Regions from separate parts of the Homo sapiens genome. Here all the other regions are linked to region 1. The links are chromatin loops, found by intact Hi-C in ENCODE. Cell type or tissue: heart right ventricle. All regions are shown on one strand. Links, peaks and the distances in the headings refer to the core of each region. The heading gives the core; the rest is flanking DNA. Region 1 holds the start of LOC124906114 (a long non-coding RNA gene). Region 2 overlaps CDK15 (cyclin dependent kinase 15). Region 3 overlaps KIAA2012.

Region 1 (10,535 bases), core at 1,536-9,535:
TGATTTATTTATTACCTCTTAGGAATTATTACATAGGATTTCCCCTTTATTTCTGCTGTTCATGGCCAATTTGAAAAAAGAAGAAAATAATGATACCACTGGTTTCAGGGATATTGGTTTCAGAACTTATTAAAAATAAAAAGAAAAGAGTAATTTCTACAATTAGTAAATTGCCATCAAACTGAAATGCCTTAAACTAACATTTCCTCTCCTTCCCCCGCCAAAAAAGGAAAAAAAAAAAAAGTAATTGCTCAACTTCCACAAGAATTTTTTCTAAAAATCTCAAGGCAGCTTTTTTTGCTTCATCAGAATTGACAAGGAGGATATAGTAAACTGAGAGAAACATAAAATAACCACAATAATTCTCATCAACACAAAGATGACATAGAATCTTAACAAAGACCCTTAAGGAATCCCACTACAAAGGAAAAGGAATTCACCCATAATTACCCACTTCTCATGCACACTAAGGCTATCTGACATATGATATTAGCCAGCTCTGCATTCAGTCATACTACCAAATTTCAACAGTCATACTTTTCAATCAGAAGAATGATCTTTCAAAGAGATTGTTGAGTTTTAACTGTGTTGTGTATGAGAATCTTCTCTCCCCCTTCCTTCCTTCCTTCCTTCCTCCCTCCCTCTCTCCCTTCCTCCCTCCCTCCCTCCCTTCCTCCCTTCCTTCTTTCCATAAGCACCTATTGATCACCTATTATGTACCAGGCATAATGCTAAGTAAAGGTGAATAACATACACCTGTTACCTATAAGATGAGTATTTAAACCATTCAGACAGCAGATCTTGATACTTTTGGATGGGCAAAGATGCACCTTGGGAAGAGGATATTGTCTTCTATATTGGGGAAGGAGGGGTAAGGAAGGAGCAAGAAGGGATCGCTGGTAAGAATGATTGCACTTGGAAGACAAGTTTGTCTTCAGACAAGTTTGAAAGGCATAGTTACGATCCACTGCTAATATTCTTACCATTTTACTTCCTCTCCTTCTTCCTCCTGTGGATCAAACATTTAATGGCTACTCAGAACCACCTTAAATGACCTCCACTCTAACCTATGATATGTGATCTATGTGTTTGTACGCAGGATACATGTATTTATATCACAGGCTCAATTATGAAGGTGTGCTGTTTCAAAATCTTTTTTTCCTCTCCAAATACTGTGTCCTAGGAACATTCATGCCTTATCAAAAAGGAGTAAGGATGAATGAAAGAGAACCCCCAGTAGGTTTTAGAAAAGGTATACACTGAAATTGTTTAAGTACACATTTAACATTTACTAGAAATAGCTCTGATTGCAAGAGAAAATTAAAGTAGACAAAAGCCTATAATCAGATTTATGCTATCTGATCATGTAATTAGACCTGGCTTTTAGGCCATCCTAACAAGTTTATTTGAAAAGGAAGAGAGATCATTGTTTATTGGAACGGCAATAATTTGGGTTTCTTTAATTGACTCCTGGTGTGAATACGTTGATGCCTGCTGCTAAGAGGCAACATGGAAAGTTTCCAGGAAAAGTTCACATTCCAGGAGAAGCTTTGGAATCTACTTTCCATTGCAACCCAATTCAGCCTTTGGGTTTGAGTTTGTAACAAAACACCAGCTTTCAAAGGCAGCCTCACCAGGCAGCAGCCTCCACAGCAGTGCCAGGGGCTGGGTAAGGAGCCCGGCACTTGGCTGGCCCATCAGGATAACAGAGGGTGTTTCCAAAATCCATCCTTCCCCATGTCCAAAGCACTAAGGGTGCCGAAGGCTGTGGCTACGAGAGCCAACAATGATTCAGAAACTGCCCTAACATTCTGATATTAAGTCAGCCCGAGAGAGGCCGCGATGAAGGCAGGAGGGGAGTGAAAGAGATTTCTCCTTCCAGTGCTCCCAAATTCCCAAAAGCAGTGTTGCCAGTTGCCTGCAAAAAATGAATATACTCCCTAGAAATTTAATAAGGTACAAAATAAAAATAATCCATAACCCACTTGTAAGCAGAGGCATGTTTCAAAGTTCCTCACTACTCTCTGCCCTGACAAATTGACATTTTCCTTATAGGGAGTTTTAGGAGAGAAGGAAGGTAGAGACTGGGGGTCCTGAAAGAGGAAGTGGAGATTTCAAAGACTGGTTTGATTCTGACAGCCTAACTGATACCAACTCTCTCTCTCTCTCTCTTTTGCTTTCTCACTCTGTCTCTCTCATAACAACTACCATTTGTTCAGCACATCCATGGCACGTATTACCTCAGTTCATCCTTACAACAACCTTGCAAAGTTAATGGTATTATTCCAATATTACAGATAGGGAAAATGAGGTTCAAAGAGGTTAAGTAACCAGTTCAGGATCATAGGGTAAATTTAGCCAGGATTTCAACCTAAACCCGTCGGACTCCAAAATCCAGTCAGCTCACTGCCATCCCAGAGTACCTGGCTGCACTCTTCCTGCCATCCCCATGGCTTGGCCAAGGCAGGCAGGGACAGCAGTGGCAGCCAGTCGTCCTGCGCATGAGGTCATATGATGTTTTACTCTCTAAATCAGTCTCTATTTCCTATAGCTCTCTCTGGAAGAGATCAAGCATTTTTATCCCATCTTCTTCTTTTTTTCTATTTCGGTCTTACCTTTCCAGGAAATGGAGAGCCATTGGCCAGAATAGAAAACAAAAGCAACCCCATGTCTCCATCTGGCCCACAGGTTCCCTTGAGGCGAAGGATGTGGGGCCAGGCTGAGCCAGAACAGGTGAAAAGCTTCTTCTCTCCACACATTTTTTTTTCTTTTCTTTTTTTTCTTTCTTTTTTTTTTTAACGGAGTTTTGCTCTTGTCGCCCAGGCTGGAGTGCAATGGCACAATCTCAGCTCACTGCAACCTCCGCCTCCCAGGTTCAAGCGATTCTTCTGCCTCAGCCTCCTGAGTAGCTGAGATTACAGGCATGCACCACCACACCTGGCTAATTTTTAGTAGAGACAGGTTTTCACCATGTTGGCCAGGCTGGTGTCAAACTCTGGACCTCAAGTGATCCACCTGCCTTGGCCTCCCAAAGTGCTGGGATTACGGGCGAGAGCCACCATGCCCAGCCTGAGAGCCACCTTTCAAAAGCGCAAATCCAATCAACTGTGCTGCTTCAGAACTTGTGAGGGCCCCCCATGGAGAACCCCTTACACTGACATACAGGCCCCACCTGATCTGGCCTCTACCCACTCCCACCTTCACCCCTTACCTTCTTCCTCCTTGCTGGTGTCCCCAAGTCACACTGGCCATCTTTCAGGTGGTGAGCCAAGCACTCTCTTACCTCGGGCCTCAATCTGGGAATGCTATTCCTACCCACTCCACGCGCATAGCCCAGCAGGCTTTCTCTCTCTATGGTTTAAGCTGAAATGTTCCCATCTCAGAGAAGATTCCACTGACTCCACTATTTAATTAGGTACCTCTCCATCTCCATCATTCTTCGGCTAAGTTCCCTATTCAATTCCTTTTTGGAACTTACTACAACTTATATACCTTTTTTCTTTGTTTGTTTATTGTCTGTCACCCCATCCAGGCCCCCAGCACAGAGCCTGGCACATATTAGATGCTCAAAAAAAATTTGTTAAATGAATGAATGCACGAGCTTCAAAAATTGTTTGAGTTTTCTTGATAGGATGGCTGTGACAATCAAAACTAATTGCATCCAATATACATCAAAGATACAAAAAATTGCATCTTTCAAGAACTACAAGATGCCACTTTCTGCAGAAATGCCAATACATAATTACAGGAAAGAAAAAACTCATGATTGGTGCAAGAAAAAACTGACCAAGCGTTATCATGTAATATTTTAATGATCCGTTTATATGTCTGCTACCCCAGTGGATTCTGTGCTTTCTGAGAGCTGGAACTGGGTTTTGTTTCTATTTTATGTCCAAATCATAGCACAGTGCCTGGCATATACCACTTGTTCAATATCTGTTTGTTAGGGGGAAAGAAGGGAAGAAAGGAGAGAAAGAGAGGGAAAAGAGAAAGAAGGAAGGGAGAGATGCAGGGAAAAAAGGAAGAAAGAAGGAAGGAAGGAGAGAAGGAAGGAAGGAAGGGAGGGAAGGAAAATAAGTTTCAAGTAAGAATGTAGCAGTAAGCCTAAGAAATGCCCAACAGATTCTTTACAACTGACAATTATTGAGTCGTAGGATCTCTGAGCTGGGAATGACCTTTATTTGTCTAATTCCCCAGTTGAAGATTTGAAGAGAAATTTCAATGCAGAGAGACTAAGTGGCACATAGCTAGTTAAAACATAACCAAGATAAGAACTCAGGTTTCCTAACCCCAAATCTATACCATGCAGGTTCCTTCTGGCAGAGAACTAATAGGCTGAAACTACAGTCACACAAATCTGATTATTTGGGGCAAGTACAAGAGGGTTTCTAGTAACTTTGCAGTTGCAAACCCTGATGCAGCTGAAGCCTCTTGATGAAGCCCTGAGAATCTATACGAATCAAATCCAAGAGCTGTGTGCCCTGCATGAGCTCATCCCACTTCCAGTCTCTTGCTGAGAGGCTGTCAAGCTCTCTGCAGAAGAGTGGCGTCTGGGTGTTTATACATGGATGTGCAGCAGTGACACTGTAGACATCTTCTGTGTAGTGTAAATATGAAGTGGTCATCTTAGCAACCTTCCTTCCTCCCTCCTCCAGCCACAATGCACCTGGTAGCCACGAACCCTACCATGTTGGTATAACATGGACAAATCATCACAGTTGCTTCCTCTGAGCAGTCCCCCAGATTACAGTTGATGTGAGGTTAAGTGGCTGATCCAAACTAGACCAAGTTGGGCTTCCCCTGAAAATTACTGGAATTGAAAAGAAGTCAGGCTAGGCACAGTGGCTCACACCTGTATTCCCAGCACATCCTTTGGGAGGATGAGGTGGGAGGATTGCTTGAGGCCAGGAGTTCAAGACCAGCCTGGACAATGTAGTAAAACCCTATCTCTCAAAAAAAAATTTTTTTAATTAGCTGAGCATGGTGGCACACATACCATTGGTCCCAGCTACCCAGGAGGCTGAGATAGGGGGATCACTCGAGCCCAGGAGTTTGAGGCTGCAGTGAGGTCTGATTGCTCCTCTGCATTCCAGCTGGGTGACAGAATGAGACCCTGTTTAAAAAAAAAAAATGAAAAGAAATCAGTCTCTCTTTAGGTCCCCAGGCTGTCAGATGAGTCTGGATGCCATCCATGGCCATCTTATGGGCCTCAGAAATAAGAAGCAGCAATAACACTAATGCCACCCAGGTCCCTGATCCTACTGTTCCTGAGATGCAACTCAGTGTCATCATCAGCATCATCATCAATCATCACTAACCCTTTTTCTCTAATATGGCCTGCATTAAGTTTCTGTCATTTGTAATCAAAAGGGCCCTACTAATAAAATACACTATTTTTTAAAAAACTTCAAAGAATAATTAGACTAAAAAGAAAAAAATGAGACTTTCCTATATGCACTTCTTATTGCCTAAAATGTCTCTTATTCTGGAAACTATCCAATAATGCCAACTTCTAAAAAAAAAGTGGTAATTGGGAAAAGGGTGGGAAATAATAAAGCAGATAAAACGGTAGATTTGGCATCCCCACAAGTATTGTGTGTCCGTCTGGGTCCTCCAAGAAGCGGATGCCAAGACAGGATTAGGTGTGCAAGAGATTTCTTGAGGAAAACACCTGTGAAGGAAGATGAGGAAGGAGCCAGGAGAACCATGAGACTGGGCACAGGTCCGCCTTGGGCATAGGAGAGAGGGAAGGAAGGTTGGATGGAAGTGTCTCAGACTGCTGTGCAGTTCTAAGAAAGTTCCTCAAGGATATCGGGAGTTCTTGAGCCAGTCACCCATCAGAAGAGTCCCATATCTGCAGCATCTCCCAAAATGGAGCCTGGCTACCATAGCATCTGTCATACGCAGTCATTGGCTGGGAGCAGCCTGTGAGAACCTTAGCCTCCAGAAAAATGTGGTGATCAACTCAGAGCATAGCAGCTAGAACCCTCTATCAATTACACTCCTCAAAATTAGAGATCTGAGGGGTGCCTTTTCATGGCCACCACGGGGTGCTGTTCTCTTCGCACGGCCCCATTCAGTACCTGTTTCTTCAACATCCTCCTGAAAGCCACCTACTCCTCTGTCCTGATTTATACCAACCGAAGTGCTCTATCCCTCTCTGAATTCCCAAGGTATTTTCTTGTCCCTCTCTTACACAGCTTCATGCTTTCTATCTTGCATTACTTTCTACTTCATATTGTGTGTGTATATATGCAGCACACTCAGATACAATGAAACCTTGAAGACTATTCTGGAATGGGTCTGAGGTGGGGGTGGAGGCTGCTCACCTCATCTTCTTACTCTGGGCACTGGAATCTTGATCTGAATCCTCAGAGTTTACCTCATTTAGATATCTGCTTTATTCCCTTTATTCTCAGACTCTTATTTGCTCACATTTTAACATTTCTAAAATTGGAGTGCAGCTTATAATTTATGTCAAAAGAAATTTGCCACCTGCTGGCAGGAGAGTGAGTTGAGAAGGAGTTGTTACTGTCTGCCTGTGGGAGAACTTAGCGAGGCATATTTACAATAAGTGAAGCAAATATTTATTGCTGAAGGCATGACTACACTTTCATGTCTTTCAGCGAAACATCAGACAAGCACTTCAGAGGACACAGGAAAAGGACTGCCAGTCTACACTATGGGCACTGTAATTATATACAATAAAAATTGACAGATATCTCAGGAGAAATAGCAGAATTTTTAAAGTTACAGGAGTTTGGTGTGATCGGCTCATTCATTGAAAAGTCACCCTCAGGTTCCAAACATCTTTCAGAAGCTTCTGGGTGACTTTGGGAAGAAGGTTTTACCCTATAGAAAAGAATAATTTAATTAAGGGAAGGACAAAACTATGAGTTTAACCAAACAGGAAATACAAATGAAACCCTGGTGTTCCACAATATGGCTAAAAATTAGACTGCCTAGCCTACATTTGCTAAGGAGGTCAACATCACCAGCCCACGATTGGAAAGTAGAGAATCTCCATGATGCTATGCACAACTGCCAATGGTTACAGATGATTCCCATGATGCTATGCACAACTGCCAATGGTTACAGATGATTCCCATGATGCTATGCACAACTGCCAATAGTTTCAGATGATTCCCATGATGCTATGCACAACTGCCAATGGTTACAGATGATTCCCATGATGCTATGCACAACTGCCAATGGTTACAGATGATTCAGAAGAATCCACAGACTACACCTGAAAGAGGTTTATTATCAAACACTGAATGAGATGCTGAAAAAGAATATATGGATAAATATTATTTTTAGTGTTCATATTTATTATAGTGGTTTTTACCCCCTTAAAACCTGTTATTAAATCAGTAGTGTACCTAAAATACATGGCATCTTGGAATTGAGGAACTAGAGTTAGTATAATAATCAGTGGCATAGTTCTTTAACTTTTGGCTTTAGGTTGATGCCAAAAGGAATTGTTAAGAATGATTAAATCCACACCCTGTAAAGAGAATTCCATACAGTTTACAATATTGAGTTGGCAAAGATCAGTATAGGTAACACAATTCACTCTCCCTCCCTTGCCTATGGAAGACATCACTGAACATCCATGGAGCTCTTCTTTGCTAAGCCAGGAGTCTGCAGAATTATGCCCAATCAAGTCTTCTAGGCAGTCACTACCAACTGATTGAACTTGGTACATGATAGGAATCTTGGCTGCCATCCGTATGCTATATTCTTGTATGGAATGTGACTCTGAAGAATATACAAGGAGCTCTAATACATCTCTTTCTCCACCCTAAAGAGTTAGTGAAATCCAGCCAGAGCAATCAGACAAGAGAAAGAAATAAAGGACATCCTGATTGGACAAGAAGAAGTCAAATTATCCTTGTTTGCAGGAGATACGATCTTATGTTTAGAAAAACCCAAAGACTCCACAAAAAATAACTACAGCTGACAAGTTCAGTGAAATTGCAGGATACAAAATCAACATACAAGAATAGTAGCATTTCTATATGCCAACAGCAAACAATCTGAAAAAGAAATTTAAAAAGTAGTCCCATTCACAATAGCTACAAATAAGATACCTAGGAATAAACTTAACTAAAGAGTGAAAGAGCTCTACAATAAAAACTATAAAACATTGATGAAAGAAATCAAAGAAGACACACAAAAAATGGGAAAATATTCAATGTTCATCGATTAGAAGAATCAATAATTTTAAAATGTCCATACTAGCTGGGTACAGTTGCAGTTGCCTGTAGTCCCAGCTACTCGGGAGGCTGAGGTGGGAGGGTTGCTTGAGCCCAGGAGGTGGAGGCTGCAGTGAGCTAAGATCATGCCACTGCACTCCAGCCTGGGTGACAGAGCAAGACCCTGGCTCTAAGAAAATAAATAAATAATAGAAATGTCCATACTACTCAAAGTAAACTGCAGATTCAATGCAATCTCTATCAAAATATCAATGACATTCTTCACAGAAATAGAAAAAAAAATCCTAAAATTTATATGAAACCATAAAAGATGGAATAGCCAAAGCAATTCTGAGGAAAAAAGAACAAAGCTGCAGACATCACATTACCTGACTTCATATTATACTAAAAAGCTATGGTAACTGAAACAGCATGGTACTGACATAAAAACATACATGTAGACCAACCGAATAGAGAACCCAGAAATACATCCACACATTTATAAACAACTTATTTTCAGCAAAGGTGCCAAGAACATACATTGGGGAAACCACATGCTCTTCAATAAATGGTGCTGGGAAAACTGGATATCCATATGCAGAGGAATGAAACTAGACCCCTATATATCACCATATACAAAAATCAAATCAAAATGGATTAAAGACTATGAATCTACTAGAAAAAAACATTGGGGAACGACTCCAGGACTTTGGTCTGGGAAAAGATATCTTGAGTAAGACCTCAAACCACAGGCAACCAAAGCAGAAATCAACAAATGGAATCACATCAAGCTAAAAAGCTTCCAGGACAGGTGTGGTGGCTCACGCCTGTAATCCCAGCACTTTGGGAGGCCAAAGCGGGTGGATCACCTGAGGTCAGGAGTTCAAGACCAGCCTGACCAACATCATGAAACCCTGTCTCTACTAAAAATACAAAAATTAGCTGGGCGTGGTGGTAGGTGCCTGTAATCCCAGCTACTTGGGAGGCTGAGGCAGGAGAATTGCTTGAACCCAGCAGGCAGAGGGTGCAGTGAGACGAAATCAAGCCATTGTACTCCAGCCTGGGCGACAGAGTGAGACTCCATCTCAAAAAAAAGCTTCTGCACAGCAAAGGAAACAATCAACAAAGTGAAGAGACAACCCACAGAATGGGAGAAAATATTCACAAACTACCCATCTGACAAGATATTAATAACCAGAATATATAGAGAACTCAACTCTATAGGAAAAAATCTAATAATCCAATCAAAATGGTCAAAAGATCTGAATAGACATTTCTCAAAAGAAGACATACAAATGGCCAACAGAGATACAAAAAAATGCTCAACTTCACTAATTATCAGAGAAATGCAAATTAAAACTACAATGAGATATCATCCCACCCCAGTTAAAATGGCTTTTATCCAAAAGACAGGCAATAACAAAAGCTGATGAGGGTGTGGAGAAAGGGGAACCCTCATATACTGTCAGTGGGAATGTAAATATGGTTAACAATAATACAGCCACTATGGAGAACAGTATAGACATTTCTCAAAGAACTAAAAATAAAACTACAATATGATCCAGCAACTCCACTGCTGGATATATTTCCAGATGAAAGCAAATCAGTATATTGAAGAGATACTGCCATGTTTATTGCGGCACTATTCACAATAGCCAAGATACGGAATCAAACCTGTTTCCGTCAACAGGTGAATGGACTTTTAAAACATGGTGTATAGACACAATGGAATAATATTCAGCCATAATAAAGAATGAAATCCTCTTATTTGCAACAACCCGGATGGAACTGAAGGACATTATGTTGAGTGAAATAAGCCAGGTACATGTTTTTACTCATATGTGGAAGCTAAAAAAAAAAAAGAAATCAAACCCATGGAGATAGAGAATAGAACAATGGCCACTAGAGGCTGGAAATGGTAGTGAAGAGAGGGGGTTACGGAGAGGATGGTTAATAGGTACAAAAATACACTTAGATAGAAGGAGTAAAATCCAGTGTTCCGTAGCACAATAGTGTACTATAGTTAACAATAATGTTCTGTATATTTCAAAATAACTAAAAGAGGAATTAGAATGTTCCTAATACAAAGAAATGATAAATGACTGAGGTGATGGATACACCAATTACTCTGATTTGATCATTACACATTGCTTTCTTATATCAAAATATCACATGTGGGCTGGACACGGTGGCTCTCACCTGTAATCCCAGCGCTTTGGGAGGCCGAGGAGGGAGGATCACTTGAGGCCAGGAGTTCGAGGCTGCAGTGAGCTGTGATCATGCCACTTCATGCCAGCCTTGGTGAAAGCACAATTCTGTCCTGAAAATAAAAATAAA
Region 2 (10,535 bases), core at 1,610-9,609, 180 kb before region 1:
AGACTTGGAACCAACTCAAATGTCCATCAATGATAGACTGGATTAAGAAAATGTGGTACATATACACCATGGAATACTATGCAGCCATAGAAAAGGATGAGTTCATGTCCTTTGCAGGGACATGGATGCAGCTGGAAACCATCATTCTGAGCAAACTATCGCAAGGACAGAAAACCAAACACCGCATGTTCTCACTCACAGGGGGGAATTGAACAATGAGAACACTTGAACACAGGGCGGGGAACATCACACACCGGGGCCTGTCATGGGGTGGGGGGCAGGGGGAGGGATAGCATTAGGAGAAATAGCTAATGTAAATGATGAGTTAATGGGTGCAGCAAACCAACATGGCGCATGTATACCTGTGTAACAAACCTGCAGGTTGTGCACCTGTACCCTAGAACTTAAAGTACAATAATGAAAAAAATTAAATTAAAAAAATCAGAAAAAAAAAGAAAGAAAACTGAGGGTTGCCATGGATGGTCAAAGTATCTTACATGAGGTCTCAGCAAAACTGAAGCAGCAGAGTCTGTATTGAAACCCTAAGTCAGCTAACCCCCAACCCATGTGCCACAAGAACCCCACTCAAGTTAGAAAGAGTATTAAAATATTGGAGGCCAAAAACACAGCACATAGACCTCTCAGAAGGGAAAAATAGAAAATGGGAAAGGATGGAAATGGATTTCATTTTGTTGATTGAAATTGGGAGATGACTGAATGAGGAAATATTTTGATTTTGTTTGGCCAGGGAAGAGCTGTAAATAGGCAGCAGAAAGTGGTTTGAAGAGAAACATACTAAACAAATGCCAGATATTCTTATCTTTACTGGTTATTTTGAACTTAGGCAAAATCATACTGAACAGAGAGTAAATAACCTGTATAGACAATTGCTTCTCTTAGTGCCCACCTGGGACTATAAAATGCCAGCAGAGAGGTCCACATTTGATTGCGCCTGACCTTGAAAACTCAGCTGAAGTCACTTTCTTTGATCACTCCTTTCACTCTACAACTCTTAGCACTATGAATTCAAATTTTCATTGAACTTCCTTTTGAAATTACAAAATAATATTGTATATGCTTTATTTCAAAAATGTTTGAGAAAATGGGCAAAGAAGGAAAAAGGGTAAGCCCCTGTAACCACCACCACTATCTAGTGAGTAGTCTTCCAGATCTATGTGCATGCCAACATGAACAGATGAGTATTATCAAATTAATTTTTGCCCAACATGATTAAATTCTTTGTTGTGATGAACAGCCTTGGTTTATTCCATTTATATAGGAACTGGAGGAAGAGATTTTTAAAACCAAAATAATGGTTGGGAACGTTGGCTCATGCCTGTAATCCGAGCACTTTGGGAGGCTAAGGTGGGAGGAACACTTGAGGCCAGGAGTTTGAGACCAGCCTGGACAAAAAAAAAAAAGCGAGACTCCCATCTCTAAATAAATTAAAAAACAAAACAAAACAAAAAAAACAGACGTGGTGGTGTATGCCTGTCATCCCAGCTACTCCAGAGGCTGAGGTGGGAGGATCACTTGAGGCCAGGAGTTCCAGGCTGCAATGAGCCATGATCATGCCAGTGTACTCACCAGCCTGGGTGAGATCCTGTCTCTAAACAAACTAACAAACAAAATAATTACATTTCAGGCCTAAGAAAAATATAAGGCAGAAATACCATTTTGAATGAGAGTTGAAATATTATTTTCTCAATTTGGAGTGGACAATAAAGGAAATTTGATAAAGAGCATCCATCAGCTTGCCTCCCCTGCAGCTCCTCTTACATAGAAGAAGCCCTTACATAGAAGAAGCATTCAGTTAGTATTTCTTGAGTGAATGAGAAATCATTCCCTTTTAGGATGGTTTTTGTTTGGGTTAAATGGTATCAATACTAAGAATCATGAAAACACATACACCCAAATATAAATGTTATAGAGTGCTCCAATTTTTATTATCACCTATTTTGGAATATTCAAGCCAGGATTCACTTCCATTTTTACCACAAGTGACATATAAAATTAGCTCCCCTTACTTTATTTTTTATTTTTATTTTTATTTATTTATTTTTTTGAGACAGGGTCTTGCTCTGTCTCCCAGGCTGGAGTGCAGTGGCACAATCACGGCTCACTGCAGCCTCAACCTCCTAGGCTCAGGTGATCCTCCCAGTTCACCCTTTCAAGTAGCTGGGACTATAAACACATGCCACCAGGCTCAGTTGTTGTTGTAGGGACAGGTCTCACTATGTTGTCCAAGTTGGTCTTGAACTCCTGGTCTCAACTAATCCTCCAGCCTGAGCCTCCCAAAGTGCTGGGATTATAGGCAAGAGCCACCACGCCTGGCTCCCCTGACTTTTTTTTTTTTTTAACCACTTTTGAGTCTTTAAGACTGCCTCATTATTCATCACATTTCACGCGCGTATACTTGTTCTCCCAAATGAATTGTAAGCTCTGCAGAGGTAGTGGGGTTTCTTTTGATCTGTTTTGTATTCTTCCCAGCACTTGGTACATGCTCTGCACACAGTGTATGTTAAACAAATGTTTATTGACTTTACTGAATATGTTGACTGTATTAGTTTGCTGGAGTTGCTGTAACAAAGTCACAAACTGGGTGGCTTAAGCAACAGAAATTTATTGTCTTACAGTTCTGGAGACTGGGAAGTCTGAAATTGAGGTGTTGGCAGAGTTGGTTCCGTGGGAGGGATGTGAGGGAGAATTTGTCCCAGGTCCCTCTCCTTGGCTTGTTGATGGTCGTCTTCTCCTTGAGTCTCTTCGCCTCACCTTCTCTGACGCACGTCTATTTCTGGGTCCACATTTTGCCTTTTTAGGAGGATGTGAGTCAAATTGCATTAGGGCCCACCCTAATGCTTTCATCTTAACTAATTACATCTACAATGACCCTATTTCCATATAAGATCATATTCTAAAGTAATTGGGGTTAGGACTTCAACATGTGAATTTTGGGAGCACATAATTCAACCCATAATAGTGACCTTTCACCAAATCATAAAAATTCAGCAGGAGATGAGGCTTTAAAAATCACATTAGCCTACCTGATACTTGAATCATTTTTTTAAACCAAGCCAAGAAGAGCATTTAGAATTTTAACAGTATATTTGGCAACAGGGTTTTCGGGTGGATTTTATTTTTTAACGCCCTCTGTATGCTTCCCAGAATGGTTCCCACTGCCTACGCCTCGAAGCCTTCATGTTGTCTGGAACAGGTGAGTACTACCTCAGGAAGGGATCTTTAAGGGATCTTTAAGCAGGATTGGAGAGACATTTCCCTGGATCTCAGTCCACTGAACAGCAGCCCCCGAGCACTTCCATGTGGGGGCTCTAAGCTGTAGGAAGATGCCTCTGGAAGCGCCAGACCCCTGAGAGTCTGTTAATTTTTTTCTATGAACCATTTTACTTTCAGTGAGTTTGGTCGTTAAAATTGTTTTGTGTCCCTCAGCCATGCCCCAGGCCCTGAGAACGAGGGAGTGTTGGTCTGCAAGAAAACCTAGTGGGTTTATTATTCTCTGACACAGAGAAACCAAATAACATCATTGAGTGGCTATTGGAGGGGGGGCAACTTGATTCATGGGGGTCATGCTTTCCCAGGCCCTCTCTACGCAGTCTCGGCTCAGACCAGGGCAGACTTTTATTACCAGCTTTCAACAAATCCCTAGTTTCTTTTGCAAAGTAAAACAGATAATAGAGACATTCCGGGAATAGTTAGCTAACTAAGCTGTGCCAGGCAACCTCCGGGCTAAGAAGAACTCAGTGTTTTCGGACAATGACCAATTACAATAACCAGTATTATTTGATCTGAGAGTAATTAGCCGAGGCTCTGTTCTTTTTGCTTCAGTGAGGAGGCAAAAAGGGCAATGAGGAAAACATCAGAGACAGGGGAAACGAGCTCAAATGTCAGAGAAAAACACAGTCTTGCAGGTGGGGAGAAGTGGAAGAGTTTCACTGGCCAAGATCCTGACTGAACACTCGAACATTGTTTTTCCCTGAAAATATGGTAGAATTTAACTTAACCAAAAGTTGTTTGAATTCTTCACTCTTACTGTTCATTTCCTTTAAAAAGCCTCCACGTAGAATAAAATATCAGGGTACAAAGAGTAAAATAGGTTAGGAACATAGAACTATGGACTACCAGAGATCTTTCACTGGGAGGGACAGGTATCTCCAGGACATCTGCACCCTCCACTCTTATTTTCAACAGCACTGTATAACCTGAAACCTTTTGGAGACAGGTTCTAGGGAACTACTGTTTATCACTTCATTCAAGACGTGCAGTATAGTCAGGCTCCTTCCCCTCTACCTAGAGATATGTGGATTTTAGCATGGCCCGTGGCTTTCTTTCATGTCACTATCAGCTTCCAAAGTAAATGGCAACTCTCAACCTGAGAACCATCTTAATACTCCATGCTGCTGCTGCTGCAGCTGCCCCTGTCCCATGGCAGAAGATAGTTCACCAGCCTCCTGCTATCACCCCACCAGCCTTTCTTTCGAGGGCTGAGCAAGGCTTGAATTCTCTGAATACCTCTCTGGCTTTTCTGACGATATAGCACCCATGGCCTCTGCGCCTTCCCTTGTCCCCTAGCAATATGTATTCACCTTTTCTCAGACTTCTGGCTTCTCTGCTCAGATCTTTAACACAGGAAGTAATGTCTAGGCTGGGCCCGGTGGCTTACGCCTGTAATCCCAGCATTTTGGGAGGACGAGGTGGGCAGATCACCTGAGGTCAGGAGTTCAAGACCAGCCTGGCCAACATGGCAAAACCCCGTCTCTACTAAAAATACAAACAATTAGCCGAGCGTGGTGGCATGTGCCTGTAGTCCGAGCTTCTCAGGAGGCTGAGGCATGAGAATCGCTTGAACCCGGGAGGCGGAGGTTGCAGTGAGCTGAGATCGTGCCACTGCATTCCAGCCTGGGAGACAGAGTGAGACTCCGTCTCAAAAAAAAAAAAAAAAAAAAAAAAAAAAGTTGGGGGGAGGTAATGTTTAGGGGTGTTTAGAGGTATGTTGTCTAATACAGTAGCCATTAGCCACATGTGGCTATTTAACTTCTTAATTTACTTAAATTAAGTTTAAAATTCCATTCTGTTGCACTAGCTGCATTCCAAGGATTCAGTAGCCACATTGGAGTAGTGACTATGATATTGGACAGAGCAAAAATAGAATATCTCCATCATCATGGAAAATTCCATTGGCAGCGTTAGCCTGGATTATCACATGGGAAAATTCTTGGCTCTTGGAAGGGCTCTGTGAAAGGGTTAACATTGGATGGGATATATACTATGTACCTAGCAGGGTGCTACATATATTATTATATTTAATCCTTACAAATATCATTCCCAGGTCAAACAGGAGGAAACTGAGGCTGAGAGAAGTTAAGTAACTTGGCCAAGGTAGTCCAACTAAGTAAGTGGTAGAGCCAGGATTCATCCGGTACCCAGGTCTCTGTGGATTTGGCTGTTGAATCAGGTTGCAGATGTGGCGAGTAACAAGCAGCCGAAGTGTCACTGGCTTTTCTACACAATCCCTTCAGAGGTGCAGTGGAACCATTCACAGGCCTGTAGATGAATCCCCGGGGCTTGCTTGAGGTTTGATGGTGATCTCCTTAATGTGGGCCTAGTAGGTACGCACTCACTTTTTAGATTGATTGGCAAATTGTAGGACAGCTTCTGCAATGTTTCTTCCTAGTATTGGATGTATTTCTGACTGTGGGCATCTACTACATCCCAAACTGAGAACATTTAAAAAGTGCCTACTCTATCCCTGCCCTGTTCCTCTTCCTGTAGGTCTAGGGGGAAAACCAAAGAACCCAGTTGAGCTCATACTGACCAGCCTGTCCTGCACCTCAGAGGTCAGTGGCAGTGCTGTGGGTGGGAGACTTTTATACTCAGAGCCAGGCTGTGCTAGGAAATCAAAACTGCTGTCCCAGACCCCTGAGAACAACCAGATTTTAGTAGTATGGAGTGATGGGTTAGTAGATGGTGTTTTACGCAGTCACAAAACTCAATTTTCATTTTTTCTTATTGTTTGTGTTTCTATTCTGGACTTTTAAGATTACATGTAGCTGTCCCGGCCCCCAGCACATCTTTTAGGATTGATACACAATTTTAATTATTTTTATGACTTTTATAAGCAATGGGGCCTGTGGCAATTCAGGTGGGTTGGAATGAATTTATTATCCTTGCCCACAGGGATGAGCACGCTCTTAGGCTGCTGGCAGAAATGGAAATTGGTACAGCTCTTCTAGCTGATAGTATGAATCTACAGCTCTTCTAGCTGATAGTATGAATCAAATACTTTAACATGTTGTATATATCCTTCAACCGAACATCAATTCTAAGAATTTATCCTAAGGAAATATACACAAACCCACAAAGATTTCTCTTTGAGAATATTTGTTACAGCGTGATTTTAATAGTACTACCTCCATCCCAACAATAAAGGAAACAACTCAGATAGGAGTCTAGCTCTGTAAATTATGATATGCCTACATAATCGAACGATAACAGCCAGTAAAATAATGTCCTAGAAAGTGATTCAAAGTTATGGGAAGATGATCAAGGTAGTTCAATGGAAAAAGTAGGTTATAAGAGCATGTATAGTATGATCCCATTTTTTTGTAAAACAAAAACTATACCTGTCTAAAAGCAAAGGACTGAAGAAAACAAAGACCTCAAGCAATGGTGATTATCTTTGAGTATCAGAGGATTATCTCAGAGTGATGGGCTAGTCATAATTTTCCTTCTCTGCATTTTCTAAGTGCTCTACAAATAAGTATGAATTATTTTGGCATTGGAACACTTCTCACCTCTTGAAATGTTACTAGAAGGACTGATTTATCACAGGATTCTTTACCTTTAATAGCAGATTCTCATTAATTGGGCGGGGGGTTTTCCTACCTCTGCAAGATACTCCTGTCATGTTTGGTAGTTAACATCACAAACCTAAGAGTATGAATTCACATTTACCTTGGAAAGGTGCTGGTAGGCAAATTAACATTTGTGATGTTCATTTTTTTATGCCAATGTTTATTTTTAAAGTAGGGGTTGTAACCAGTGGATAATTGTTCCAGCGGGAGTTAGAGGTGGTGGCCACATGTACAACTATGACAGTAAAGGCAATTGGTAACAAGCAAGGCCATAGGTGACAGGAAAAAGCATAATGATACAAACACGGAAGATGTCAGTAAATCAACATTTGTGCCCAAAAAGTAACATTTGTTTTCCCGGGACTCTTTCCTCAGCCTTGCAAAAAGAGCTCAATGTGCGATAGCAAGGCGGCGATTACTGGGGCACTTGCCAAAGGCCCAGATCCTAATGGTCTTGCTACCAGTGCTGCCAGTGAAGGTTTGTGTTCATGTGGGGTGGAGTTGGCTTGTACAGGGGAGACCGACACACACTTGGCTCCTAGGAGGAAGAGACTTCACTTGCCCGCTTTGCCCTGGTGACCACCTCTACCGGCGAAGGAGAAGGAGAAGCAAAGTGCAGCAGTCATAGTTCAGAGGCTGTGAGACTGGAACAAGTCCAGAAACCACCAGAAGCCCTGAAACAACCCTGTGGGGAGGGTGAGGGTAGGTTCTGTTGGTTGAAATGGAAAATCCTAAAAAAGAGGTCCTTGCACTAATTAGTACCTACCCTTCTTTTATTCATTCACCTGGTTTAAAAAAAACAAAAACAAAAACCTGTTCTTATTTTATTTTTTTGAGACAGGGTCTAGTTCTGTCACCCAGGCTAGAGTGCAGTGGTACGATCGTGGCTCACTGCAGCCTCGACCTCCTGGGCTCAGGTGATTCTCCCGCCTCAGCCCCCTGAGTAGCTGGGACTACAGGTGCATGCTACCACACCTGGCTAATTTTTGTATTTTCTGGTAGAGATGGTTTTCACCATGTTGCCCAGGCTGGTCTTGAACTCCTGGGCTCAAGTGATCCTCCCACCTCAGCCTCTGAAAGTGTTGGGATAACAGACATGAGGCACAGCTCTGGCCAAATAACCTGTTCTTATAAGAAAAGGGGTGCCCCTAATACCCCTGTAAACTCCATTAGCCTTTCTTGGCTTCCCCAGACACTCTACACAAACACAGTCTAAATAAAAACAATATGCCTGCCATGCTAACACAAGTTTAAAACAGGTCTCCCAGCCTTCCCTGTCCAATCAGACTGCAGCCCCTCAGCCCTCACTACAGGGCAGTTCAGGAGCCATCTGTTGTGGGTTAATGCTGGGGGAGTATTCGAGAGAACAAATCGCTGATTGGGGTGGGACTGTGGAGGTGGAAGTTGATAGATGCATTGCTCCCCACCACCTACCCGCCCTCCCCATGTCCAGAAGTTCATATTTAACCAGAAAGCATGAAGCCTGCAGAAAGTGGATTCAGGGCCAAATTTTGGCACAAACTTCACCTCACTACCCAATAGTGTGGGTGGACCAGCTAAAATTTGTTCATGAGATTTCCCCTGAGTCTCCTTCCAGAGAGATCCTAGGCTCTAGTGATTTGTACTAACATTCCTCTTCCAAACGTCCATTTCATGGGCCCTAAAAAACCTCTGCCTGGACAGGATACCCTGGATGAGGAATATATCTGCCAGTCCTTCTTCAGGCCACAGCAAATGAGTAGACTTCTACACAATTCCTTTTTCTCCTAACTGGCCTGGAAATTTGCAAGGATTTGGAAATTTGCAAATTTCTTCTCTATCTTGCCTATGAAGCAATTATTCCTGAGTTTGAAAGTAGTTATCTGTTTGCAGAAACAGTTTCATGTCTTGGGAATCAAATAGCTCAAATTTTTTAATGCAAATCTTATGCAAAAATTAGGTAAATTAGAATTCTGGGCCAAGACTTCCAGCATCTCTGCATCATGGCACCTGGAAGGGAAATAATATCTGATCTTTCTTGCTTTAAGTCAGTAGGTGTATTTGACATTAAGTAAGCCCATCTATGTCTGCTTAATTGGGGATTTACTGTGGTGTCTCATGGCCATACAACTTAATTCTGAATGTCAGACATCAGTCCCATGATCAGCTGCCCGCTGGGATATGCACAGTTTTCCCTCTTGTGCCTTTCCAGTTATAAACCTATGTGTGGGTTGTGGAGTTGGGTGTACATAAATGATTGGCATTAGATGAGCAAAGCCTTTCAAGCATTGTAAGTAAATGGGAAACATGAAGACCCACAAGCCACCCTCCCCAGCTTCATGTCAGGCCTCTCTCCCCATTTTTGTCCTGGGCCAGCCAACTGGCCTTGATTCCCTTCTTAAAACTCTGGCTTCTCCCTCCCACTCTAGGGTCTGTGTAGGTACCACAGATCCCTGTCAGTCAAGGCCTGCCTCTTTCCTGCCCTCCATTCTTCAACTCTCAGCTCAAATGCCACTTCCTCAAGAAATCCTTTCCTGACCACCTCTTCCCATTATAGGTCAGGTATTGAGGCTATCTTAACCCTTAAAATAAGGTCAACTTGAGGATTTGTCCTTACTGTGATTTAGGTACTTAATTATCTCTCTGCCTCTGCTCCATCTCAGGGGAACCAAAATGTTATACCTGGGCTGCTATAACAAAATACCTTAACTGAGTGATTGCCAATTAATAGAAATGTATTTCTCACAGCTCTGGAGCCTGGGAAAACCAAGACCAAGGTGCCAGCAGCTTAGGTGTTGGGCAAGGGGTCTCTGCTTCACAGATGGCACCTTCTCACTGTGTCTGCACAGGGCAGAAAGAGCAAAAGGGCTCTCTCAAGCCTCCTTTATAACCTAATTACCTCCCAAAGTTCCCATTTTCTAATACTATCACTTTGGTGATTAGGTTTCAACATAAATTTGAATTTTGGAGAGATACAAACAGTCAGACCATAGGATTCTTTTCTTCACAGTTGTACTTAGACATCTGTGTGATAATTTGATGAACATCTGACTCCTCTACCTGAGCTGCCAGAAGACAGTCTTGTCCTGTGTCTCCCAAAGCCAACCACTTACTAGCACATAGTAGTTGCTCAATAAATGTATTTGCTCATCTCCAGATATATATTTCAACATAAGATCAACTTGAGGATTTGTCCTTACTGTGATTTAAGTACTTAATTCTCTCTCTTCCTCTGCTCCATCTCAAGGGAACCAAGAGAGCTTCCTAACTAATAAGACTGGGTGAGCTTCAGAAATGCTGCAAACAAGTGTATTTTCTACCCAAGCTTCACCCTCCAGAATCACCTCTTTAGAATTCTGTGCTTTTCCCCCTCCAGATTTCTGTGCTTGCCACCCTTGGAGTCCAGAGCCTTGAACATGTTTTTTGTTTGTTTGTTTGAGACAGAGTCTTGTTCTGTTGCCCAGGCTGGAGTGCTGTGGTGCAATATTAGCTCACTGCAGCCTCTACCTCCCAGGTGCAAGTGATTGTCATGCCTCAGCCTCCTGAGTAGCTGGGATTACAGGTGCATGCCACCACGCCCAGCTAATTTTTATGTTTTTAGTAGAGACAGGGTTTCGCCATGTTGGCCAGTCTGGTCCCAAACTCCTGGCCTCAAGTGATCTGCCTACCTCAGCCTCTCAGAGTTCG
Region 3 (10,535 bases), core at 861-8,860, 100 kb after region 1:
TTGCAGCCTCCACTTCCATCCCCAGCTATTCCCTCAGCCCACTTTGTGTTTTATTTTTCTCCCTGTCACAAACCACCTTCAGATGTACTTATGTTCCACTTCCTTATTGATTCTGTCTTCCCTTTCAGTGGAATGGATGTGCACTCTTCATGAGGGTGGAGACTTTCATCCCTTTGGGCACTGCCCTATCTGCTCTGCCTGGCATAGAAAAGACACCCAATAAATATTTGTTGTGTGACTAAATGAAGCAGGAGAGATCATCCAGGGCCAGGCAGGAAGGGCTTATAAACCTTGTAAGCCAGTTGGCCTTCCTCTTGAGGACAATGGCCTTTGAAGGTATCAAGCAGAGAAGTGATATGGTCCAGTATGCATCTTCGAAGGAGCAGCCAGGTTGCAATGTGGGGCATGGGCTGGAGGGCAACTTCAGATCCAATTCTGTGGTGTCCTGAAATGTGACACCCTTTGTACAGCCCAGAAGCTCGGAGAGCCCCCGGGGCCTCCCAGACTCCTCTGTTAGCTCATTCTTCTTTCTGTCTCTGCTACATTTGTTCAAATCAGTCTTCCTAACATATCAAATTCATTTTTGTCATCTTGGAAATAAACTGGAATCTTGCTATAACCATATTTGCTGCAAAGCAGATTTGATAACCATTCAGCCACTATATAAGTATCAAAAATATCTCATTAAAAAGGAGCCTTCAACAGATGGTAATTTTAGCTCTGCCATATAGCAGCTAATGGCTTTGGGCAAGTTGCTTAACCTCCCAGAGCCTCCTGGTTTCCTGTCTGTATAATGGGAGTAACAGTACCTGCCTTACAGGGTTGTTGTGAGGGTTAAATAATTAAAGCCCTGGGACCTAGGAAGGTCCCTTTTTCCACTTCCGTAGGCATTAATTAATAAACAGTCTTGGGCTATTTTCTCTCTATAGGGTCCTCTGTGTCTTCAACAGTAACAATAGTTGCTGCGTATTATTGTTTCAATGATTTTTAAAATTGCCTTCTGTAAATATTTGGGGATTTGGACTAGCTCTTGTTGCACTGTATATCATTCATATGAAAGTTCGGGCTTTCTGCTTCTCTTCACAGGGAGCCCAGCAGTCCTTGGAGGCAGCAGCTCAGAAGACAGGAGAGCCTCAAAGTTGTATAAATAAAGCGCTGATATGTTCAAACAGAAAAGAATTTTACACGCGCAAGCTGCACATCGACATGACGCCGTTCCTGAAGGTGATCTCACACTGAGAAGACGAGGGGTTTTATAGACACAAACACAGGAATTCCAGTTAATACACTTCTGCATGGTACAAAAACAGCTTCAGAAGTCCCTCAGAGCTCCTGCATTATCAGAAGGGACAGAAAATAGGCAGTTTGTAGCAGATGAAGAAAGAACAAATTAGGACAGTAATCACAGCCAGCCATCGGGGACAAATCAGTCGGGTGTCTGGTTTGGGTGGTGGGGGACAGGGAACAGAGAGGAGAAAGAGTAACTTTAAACCACCTCATAAAACAGTCAAATATAATTCATTTTATCTTGACAGTAGCTAAAATAATTGTTACTGTTTTACCACTGTCACTTGGTAGAGTTGATATTACTACTATAGAGAAGACTGATTCTTGAGTTAACTATTTAGACGTCAACTGCAAATTCCTTTCTGGATATCTGGCCTTGCTTTCTGTTCTCTAAGAGTTCATTGATCTCACAAGCTCAGCTTCATTTCAAGTTAAGGGTTCTGAGGGTTTCTATAGTGAGGGTGGCATTTGTCCATCTTTGCAATACTCCCTCCCACCCCAGCATCGAACACAGTGCCCGACACATGGAAGGTGCTCATTAAATGCTCCATGAATTGGCCCATCCTTTTCATCGCACACTCTCTGGTTTAGGGCCCCTTTCCTACCCATTCTTTGCCCTCCTCAGAGCTTACTGAACTGGAAATAAATAGCCATGGAGTGAAAGAAACTGACCAGGAACACAGCCAGGCCTGGCATGGAAGGATCTCAGATCCTTCATAGTACCCTTGAGGAAATATTCCAGGCCTTTGATAAGAAATGACTGAGAAAGACAGGAATGGGGCAGAAGAAACCAAATACTTGCGGAGTGCATGATGGTGGCTCTATCTAGTGCTATAGACTGGCAGGGCCTTTGGAGGTCATGAGGGTCACCCTCCGAATTCCCTGGGCTGCCCCAATCCCAATTCTACAAGGTGGGGCTTTGATTAAGAGTCATGCATTTGCCCAAAATCTGTCTCTGTCCATGACTGGGCTCTGCTTTTCGGGGCTTCCTCTTAGATAGGCTCTTCCCCAAGGGTGGCAAGTTGGCCACCAGCTTCTATTTCCCAGGTCATTCCGGTACTGAATATAAACCAAATGTGGGTCACTTATCCATACCCAAATGAAATGCCATTGGCCCACCCTGGAGCCACAGGGACTGAAAATGGGAAGAGAAAGGATGTCTGACAGAGGAAAATGGGGTACTGAAAACTATAAGAAGGAATTTCAGCTACTCAGGAGATTGAGGTGGGAGGATCGCTTGAGTCCAGCAGTTCAAGGATGTAGTGTGGTATGATTACACCTGTGAATAGCCACTGCAACCCAGCCTGGGCAACATAGTGAGACCCCATCTCTATAGAAAAAAAAAACTACAAGAAAGAAGAATGATTCTGGACGTCAAAAGAAAAGATATTTGTTACGAGTATTCAAAAAATACTGCCATACTCCATGACTTATCTGGTGAAACTATCCCTTTTATTCTTAGCAACAGTTTAGTTCTTCACTTAGGGCTGAGAGAATTATGAATCGTACTTTCTGGGAGGAAATATCATCACAGTCACCATTCATTAACCAATATTTGAGCACCTGCTATCTACTATGTGTTTGGCAGTTTCTGGGCATTTGGGATACATCAGTAAACAAAACAGACCAAGATCCCTACCCTGCTCCAGGATAGTACAGGTAACAGACAACAGACCTAATACACAAGCAGAGTGTGTAGCATGTTCAAAGGTGATAGCTGCTAAGGAAATGAGATAAGAAAGTGACTCACGCCTGTAATCCCAGCACTTTGGGAGGCCAAGGCGGGCAGATCACGAGGTCAGGAGATCGAGACCAGCCTGGCTAACACGGTGAAACCCCATCTCTACTAAAAATACAAAAAATTAGCCGGGTGTGGTGGTGGGCACCTGTAGTCCCAGCTACTCGGGAGGCTGAGGCAGGAGAATGGCATGAACCCGGGAGGTGGAGCTTGCAGTGAGCCCAGATCACGCCACTGCACTCCAGCCTGGGTGATAGAGTGAGACTCTGTCTCAAAAAGAAAATATGGAGCATCTAAGAACGCAGAATTCAAAGTGGGGAATTTTACAATAATTGCTTGTATATTTAGTATCCACAATGCTTTTGTATTACACTTTTTTTGTCCAGCAATTTTGGCACAGTATTATAGAAGGAAAAGTGTTGTCATCCCTAAGGCCCACTTTCCTGTCCACCTCCCTCAAGACTCACAGAAATGGCAACTCAGCCTGCTTCCAAAGGACTCACGAAGTACACGCTCGGTACACTTTCTGACTCCCAGACCAGTCTTTGCCCCAAAGACCTTCTCTTGGAAATGTTCAGTGTTCACTGCTCTCCCTAGATAGACCTTCTCCTTATGGATGTGGTAGCTCCCAGATTCCTGGGGATTGCCATGTAGTAAGACACAGTCTCAGGGTAGTACAGACAAAGATGATGAGTTCAAACAGAGAAGAGCACACAGGCTGTCCTCCACACCTGGAGCTGTGTGGAAACCAACTCATCCTATACATTCATTTGTGTATCTCCTGCCTGTCCGCAGGGCATGTCATTCATTTTTGCCTGGGGCATGTAGGAAGCATTGCACGTTGCAGGGGATGAGGGTAGGTGATAAGAAAGGTCAAGGCAGAACAAGGGAATGGAAAGAGATAAAAATAATCACAGTTGCTAACATTACTGAGGACTTATTCTGTGTCTGGCTTTGTTCTAAATTGTATATGCATGCATTTATTTAATTCATAAAATGAATCTAAGTATGTAGAATTACTCCATTTTACAGATGAGAAAACTAAGGCATTGAGAGGCTAAGTAACTTACCGAATGTCACACAGTTGGTAAATGGCAGAAGCAAGATTTGGTCAGGCAGCCCAGTTCCAGTGCCTATGCTCAACCATCTGTTATAAAGCCTCACTGCAGCCCCCAGCTGAGCCCTGTCCAATCAAAAACACTGCCTATCATGTTAGCTAAGCATCCAGCACTCCTTCTAGAAAATTCCATTCCTATGGACACATTCCATCTGCACCAGGAAGATTTTCTGACCCCACAGGATTTTGCCCTTCCCTCCAGTCCCACTCAAGTTCTGTGGAGACAATATAAAGCTTTCTCTCCCACTGATCATTCGGTTCCCCTCAGCCAACATATTTTTATTTTTAGACAGTCTCTCTCTGTCACTCAGGCTGGAGTGCAGTGGCACGATCTTGGCTCACTGCAAGCTCCCCCTCCTGGGTTCATGCCATTCTCCTGCCTCAGCCTCCCAAGTAGCTGGGACTACAGGCGCCCGCCACCATGCCAGGCTAATTTTTTGTATTTTTAGTAGAGACGGGGTTTCACCATGTCAGCCAGGATGGTCTCCATCTCCTGACCTCGCAATCCGCCTGTCTCAGCCTCCCAAAGTGCTGGGATTACAGGCGTGAGCCACCGTGCCCGGCCCCCTCAGCCAACATATATTAAATATGCTCTGAGTATCAGACACTGTGATAGGCACTGAGGATACAGAGATGAATCATCTCTATCCTTGACCTTCCAGGGAGCCTAGAATCTAACAGGAAGATAAACAATGAAACAGGTAATAGCACAATGTTGTGGCAGAGGCAGGCTCACGTTACTACAGGAGAGCATTCATTCATTTTCCATTTGTTGCATGTGAACTTCTCACATTTTAAGAACCTCTTTACAACACTGAAGGCAGGGTTTCACCATGTTGGCCAGGCTGGTCTCAAACTCCTGACCTCAGGTGATCCACCTGCCTCAGTCTCCCAAAGTGCTGGGATTACTAGCGTGAGCCACTGCACCCAGCTGAGACCAGCCTGTTTTCTAAATCAAAAAAGAAAAAAAAATTTTTTGAACCATGTTTTTAAAAACTCAATTTGTGTTTTTTCAAAAAGAAATGGTAATTGATGAATGAATAAGGATAGAGGTTTTTTTCAGGGACTTTTTAAATTATCAGGGTTAGGTCATGGTAGTAGGGAAGAAAATAGCAATAATGCCTATTAATGCTAGATATCAAATTGAATATCCTTATACTCCACATTGATATCAAAGGATGTGTATGTTATGCCCAGAACATCTGAAGAATGAGAAATAAGCTTCCACCTCGCAGTTCCCACACAGTTAGCATATAGTGCCCTCAAATGCAAGGTAGAGGAATTGGCCTGAACACGGACAACAGCCAGCCATGCCTGGAGTTAGAGCTGCCCCACCTGTTTTGAGACCAGTCCCAAGCATTACGTATGTGGGCAGGTGTACATGCATCCCACGAAGCAGAAGGGGGCTGCCCCGAAACCTGTGGATTTCACATACAACAGGAAAATAATGCTTGGCTTAGGACATCATCCAAAGATGGAGCAGGGTGCCTTAGGAGATAAGTTCTTGTCTCCACAATCATTTAAACGTGCCTTGATGACCACTTGGCAGGAAAGTTGTAGAGGGATCACGAGCTGGTCTCAAGATTTAATGGTGCCAGGACACTTGAATAATATTCCCAGGAAAAAATATGTATGAGTGTGTTCTATTTCCAAAAAAAAAAAAAACAGAATTAAGTATAATATTATCAATATTAAAGTGTCAGACTAGTAGTTGGGAAGCCCTGGGTGGGGCAAGGGGTACTTCTCTGACACTCTGATACTAAGTGACCTTGTGATGCTTCTGAGACTCCATTTTCTCTTTAATAAAACAGAAATAATAATACTGGGACCTGACAGGGCATGGTGGCTCCCACCTGTAATCCCAGCACTTTGGGAGGCCAAGGCAGGTGGATCACCACCTCAGGTAGTTCGAGACCAGCCTGGCCAACATGGTGAAACCCCGTCTCTACTAAAAATATAAAAAATTAGCCGGGCATGGTAGCATGTGCCTGTAGTCCCAGCTACTCAGGGGGCTGAGACAGGAGAATCTCTTGAACCCGGGAGGCGGAGGTTGCAGTGAGCTGAGATCGCACAACTGCACTCCAGCCTGGGCAACAAGAGCAAAAGTCTGTCTCAAAAAAATAATAATAATACTGGGAACTCCATACCTGCCTCTCAACAGTGAAGCAAGAATTACATGAACTAATAGTTTTGAAAGAATGTTCACATCTGTAAAGGACTCAATTCATAAGGGAGAAAGGAACATTCACTGATCCCTGCTAAGGGCCAGGCCCCTCACATATTGAGCCTTGTATAATCTTCCTGTCACCCTTCCCAGTAATTGTGCTGATCCCCACTGTGCAGATGAGGAAACCGAGGCTCAGAGATGACCAGTCACATGGCTGGCAGCAGAGGGAGCTAGGATTCAAAGCCAAAAATCCCCACAATATCAGAGATCTATGAGGTCTGTCTGTTCTGTTCCTGTGTACCTAGTTGTACTTCTTTGTTCTAGCTGCAGAACCCAAGAAGGGAGCAGAGATTTGATATTATATATTAATCTTTTTTATCTTAATAACACAAGATACTTTATGATTTTTCATAAGGTCTTTTTTTTTTTTTTTTTTGAGATGGAGTCTCGCTCTGTCACCCAGGCTAGAGTTCAGTGGCGTGATCTCGGCTCACTGCAAGCTCCACCTCCCGGGTTCACGCCATTCTCCTGCCTCAGCCTCCCAAGTAGCTGGGACTACAGGCGCCCGCCACCATGCCCAGCTGATTTTTTATATTTTTAGTACAGACGGGGTTTTACCATGTTAGCCAGCATGGTCTCGATCTCCTGACCTCGTGATCCGCCCACCTTGGCCTCCCAAAGTGCTGGGATTACAGGCGTGAGCCACCACGCCCGGCCAAAATCATAGTCTTTAACAAAGACAATGTAGGGGACTTTTCTGTTACACAGGAAAAGTTATACTACCTTGAAGTTGAAACTTTTGAATGAGATCCTGATTTTCTTCCATCATTTAGAAAGTATTGAAATTAGTCATTTATATTCATGTATCATATGGTATGTTACATGGAATTTCCAAATGTCTCTTCCTGGTTAAGCCTTTTGAGAACTCTACAATTATTTATTATTACTCCCATTTCACAGGTGTAGAAGCTGAGGTTCTATGATAGGTCATGCAGCTGGCTCAAGACAGGCTGGAGGCCGCACTTCAGACTCCTGCAGCACATGCTCCTCCATCCTCCCAGCAGCTCCCTAAGAAAGCCTGCTGTGGTCCTAAAAGTAACATGCCCAGCAGGGGGGCTGTGCATGAGAGTGGAGGGCAGGATGGCTGGAAGGTTTTCCAAGGAAAAGATAACCTAAGATCACTTGTCCAGCATCTGTCGGTTTCCAGTTGAAGAAACTGAGGCTCAGGGGTTAAGTAACTCCTATGGTCTGTAAGACATCAAGTGTAGTAGTTAGGACTTGAGTGCAGACAGCCTGACTGCAGGACCTGTACTTCAGCCACCGGAGAAAGCGCCTCTCACATGTTGGTTTCAATGCTGTAGTTTGTGTTCACAAAGTGTTTGTGACTCTTCCTCCTCCTCTCCCAGTCTTATAATACCACACTGCTGCCAGTGCTCTAAATACAGCTCAGTCTTATCAGTGGTTTGCTTGAAATTCTTTACTGTGTCCCCATTGGCCCTCTGGTTAAATTCCAAGCATCAAAGATGTATTTATTTTACAAATAGAAAAATATAACATGTGCAATTTTTCTTAAACTCCGAACTGTAACATGCAAGATCTGGCCTGTGTCTAATTTACACTGTCCACACACTGCCCCCGCACCAAACTATCCCCTAACCAGCACATGCTGCTTCCTCTGCTTGGAATTGTTCTACCTTCCCTTCACTGCAAGATTTAGCACTGTGTCTGCTGGTAAACAACCTTCCCAGCCTAATTTAGCTTCACCTCCCATGAGGCCCTGCAGAAACCTGTCATAATCTGCCACAACATTTATCACGCTGCATTGCAAACTGACTTGTCATTTCCCCACAAGCCAGTGAGCATCCTACGAATACATCTTTCATCTTTGTGCCCCCGGTGCCTATCTCGGTACCTGGCACACAGCAGACACTCAATAAATGTTCATTAGCTGAATGAACAGAGGAAGAGCAAACAACCTGGCCAAAATAACAGAACTGGGATTTGAATTTACAGTCCCTCCATTTGTTTTGCTCACTCACCAAGTATTATTACCTGTTTCCATCACTCTGTTTTAATCATGCATTTGTAACTCAGACTAAAAGTGACATCACATTTTATTTAGGTTTAGTTTCTTTAATTCAAATTTTGAATCTGAAATATATTCAGAAGGTTTTTTTTTTCAAATTTAAGTAGAAAACAGTATGCCTTCCAGCTGCTCAGCTCCCTTCCCTTGAACAACTGGAGTTGCTAGTTTCCTGTGTCCCCTTCCTAGAATGTATAATGCATATATATAAGCAAATACAGATAGATACATACACAGATAGATATTATATGCAAATCTTAGCATATTATACACATTGTTCAGAGTCTTTTTGTTTGTTTGCTTGTTTGTTTTTTTAGATGGAGTCTCACTCTGTCATCCAGGCTGGAGTGCAGTGTTGCGATCTCGGCTCACTGCAACCTCCGCCTGCTGGGTTCAAGCGATTCTCCTGCCTCAGCCTCCCGAGTAGCTGGGACTACAGGCACGCACCACCACACCTGGCTAATTTTTGTATTTTTAGTAGAGACAGGATTTCACCATGTTAGCCAGGCTGGTCTCGAACTCCTGACCTCAGGTGATCCACCCACCTGGGCCTCCTAAAGTGCTGGGATTATAGGTGTGAGCCACCACACTTGGCCCAGAGTCTTTTTTTTTTTTTTTTTTTTACTTACTACATCTTGCAGTTCTACGTTAATTCATAAAGAGATGCTTGTAGGCCAGGCGCAGTGGCTCACGCCTGTAATCCCAGCACTCTGGGATGCCAAGGCGGGTGGATCACCGGTCAAGAGATCGAGACAATCCTGGCCAACATGGTGAAACCCCATCTCTACCAAAAATACAAAAATTAGCTGGGCGTGGTGGCGGGCGCCTATAGTCCCAGCTACTTGGGAGGCTGAGGCAGGAGAATCACTTGAACCCGGGAGGCGGAGGTTGCAGTGAGCTGAGATCGCACCACTGCACTCCAGCCTGGCAACAGAGCGAGACTCCGTCTCAAAAAAAAAAAAAAAAAAAGAGATGCTTGTGCTTTTTAATGGTTGCATCATATTCCATTGTATAAGCTAATAATAATTTATTTAACTAGTCCTCAATTGATGGGACATTTAGGCTGTTTCCAATCTGTTGCAGTGAATGAATGACTTTAAATAGAAGTTATTTCACATGTATATTCTTTTTTTTTTTTTTTTCAAGATGAAGTCTTGCTCTGTTTCCCAGGCTGGAGTGCGGTGGTGCGATCTCAGCTAACTGCAACCTCCACCTCCTGGGTTCAATCAGTTCTCCTGCCTCAGCCTCCTGAGTAGCTGGGATTGCAGGTGCATGCCACCACGCCTGGCTAATTTTTGTATTTTTAGTAGATACAGGTTTTGATCATGTTGGCCAGGCTGGTCTCGAGCTCCTGACCTCATGATCTGCCCACCTCAGCCTCCCAAAGTGCTGGGATTACAGGCGTGAGCCACCACACCTGGCCACATATGTATTCTTATATCTAAAAAAAGATAGTTCTTTTGACACTCTTCTAAGCAACATACAATTGAATTGACAGAGTTTCAAATTAAGACTATTTCTTTTTCTAACAAAGATTCACCTGAAAATATTTTTCCAAATCCCTGAGTTTCTCTATCTCCCTCTCCCACTCTGTGAAATGAGAAGATATTCCTTGCCCCTGAAGGCTCATGGCTGTGTGTTGTTGAGACTGAAGTTTGATCCTTCTTGGCATTAAAATTCTTCCAAAAGAAGAAGCTTGACTCTCCCTTTCAATACAGTTTCTTGTTAGATTAAAAGGCTTTATAACCAGGGATATCTAGTCTTCTAACTTAGCCTGTTACTCCTTTCCATTTATTCAGGGAATTTTTTTTTTTTTTTTTTTTTTTTTTTCCTGTACCAGGCCAAATTGACTTTGTCTCCAAAATAAGAAACCCAAAAGTAAGAAAATTATTTACCTGTGTTAGCCTTTTTATGTCAGTATATATCATCAGCTACAAACACTAAGCTAACAAGTGAGAAACAAACACACAAGGTAAAAAGCCACCAAGTGAGGGAAGTCAGAGGGGAATTAAAGAGAGTGCCAAAATAGCAGATAATTAGTTGTCTCTTCTCAAAGCAGGATGCAGCTTTGATAACAAAGTGGAAAGGTGACTGTCACTACAGAATGAGGGTAAACCCGGAGAGACTTCCAGGACCCTTCATG

What was found. Peaks named below come from ENCODE experiments on the same cell type or tissue, not always from the same donor. Only the 100,000 strongest peaks of a DNase experiment are listed, where the experiment ranks them.
Region 2: it touches region 1 in a loop (2.1-fold over the local background); 34 of 110 quality-filtered maps call a loop at or near these places.
Region 3: it touches region 1 in a loop (2.1-fold over the local background); 5 of 110 quality-filtered maps call a loop at or near these places.

Annotation. Positions count from the first base shown.
Region 1 is chr2:202,050,316-202,060,850 of GRCh38, forward strand. It overlaps LOC124906114 (a long non-coding RNA gene), which reads right to left and starts at 5,030. Exons shown (of 2, transcript XR_007088053.1): 1 at 4,997-5,030. In heart right ventricle, for the core only: a CTCF peak has its summit at 6,511 (motif pointing left); no DNase peak of the experiment used is centred there; H3K27me3 peaks cover 1,582 bases.
Region 2 is chr2:201,869,113-201,879,647 of GRCh38, forward strand. CDK15 (cyclin dependent kinase 15) reads left to right here. Exons shown (of 14, transcript NM_001366386.2): 11 at 3,166-3,214. Among named protein-coding and RNA genes, the nearest start is that of CDK15, 68 kb to the left of the region's middle. In heart right ventricle, for the core only: no CTCF peak of the experiment used is centred there; no DNase peak of the experiment used is centred there; H3K27me3 peaks cover 897 bases.
Region 3 is chr2:202,153,587-202,164,121 of GRCh38, forward strand. It overlaps KIAA2012, which reads left to right. Exons shown (of 24, transcript NM_001277372.4): 14 at 1,087-1,224. Among named protein-coding and RNA genes, the nearest start is that of KIAA2012-AS1, 42 kb to the left of the region's middle. In heart right ventricle, for the core only: a CTCF peak has its summit at 5,416; no DNase peak of the experiment used is centred there; H3K4me3 peaks cover 614 bases; H3K27ac peaks cover 1,934 bases.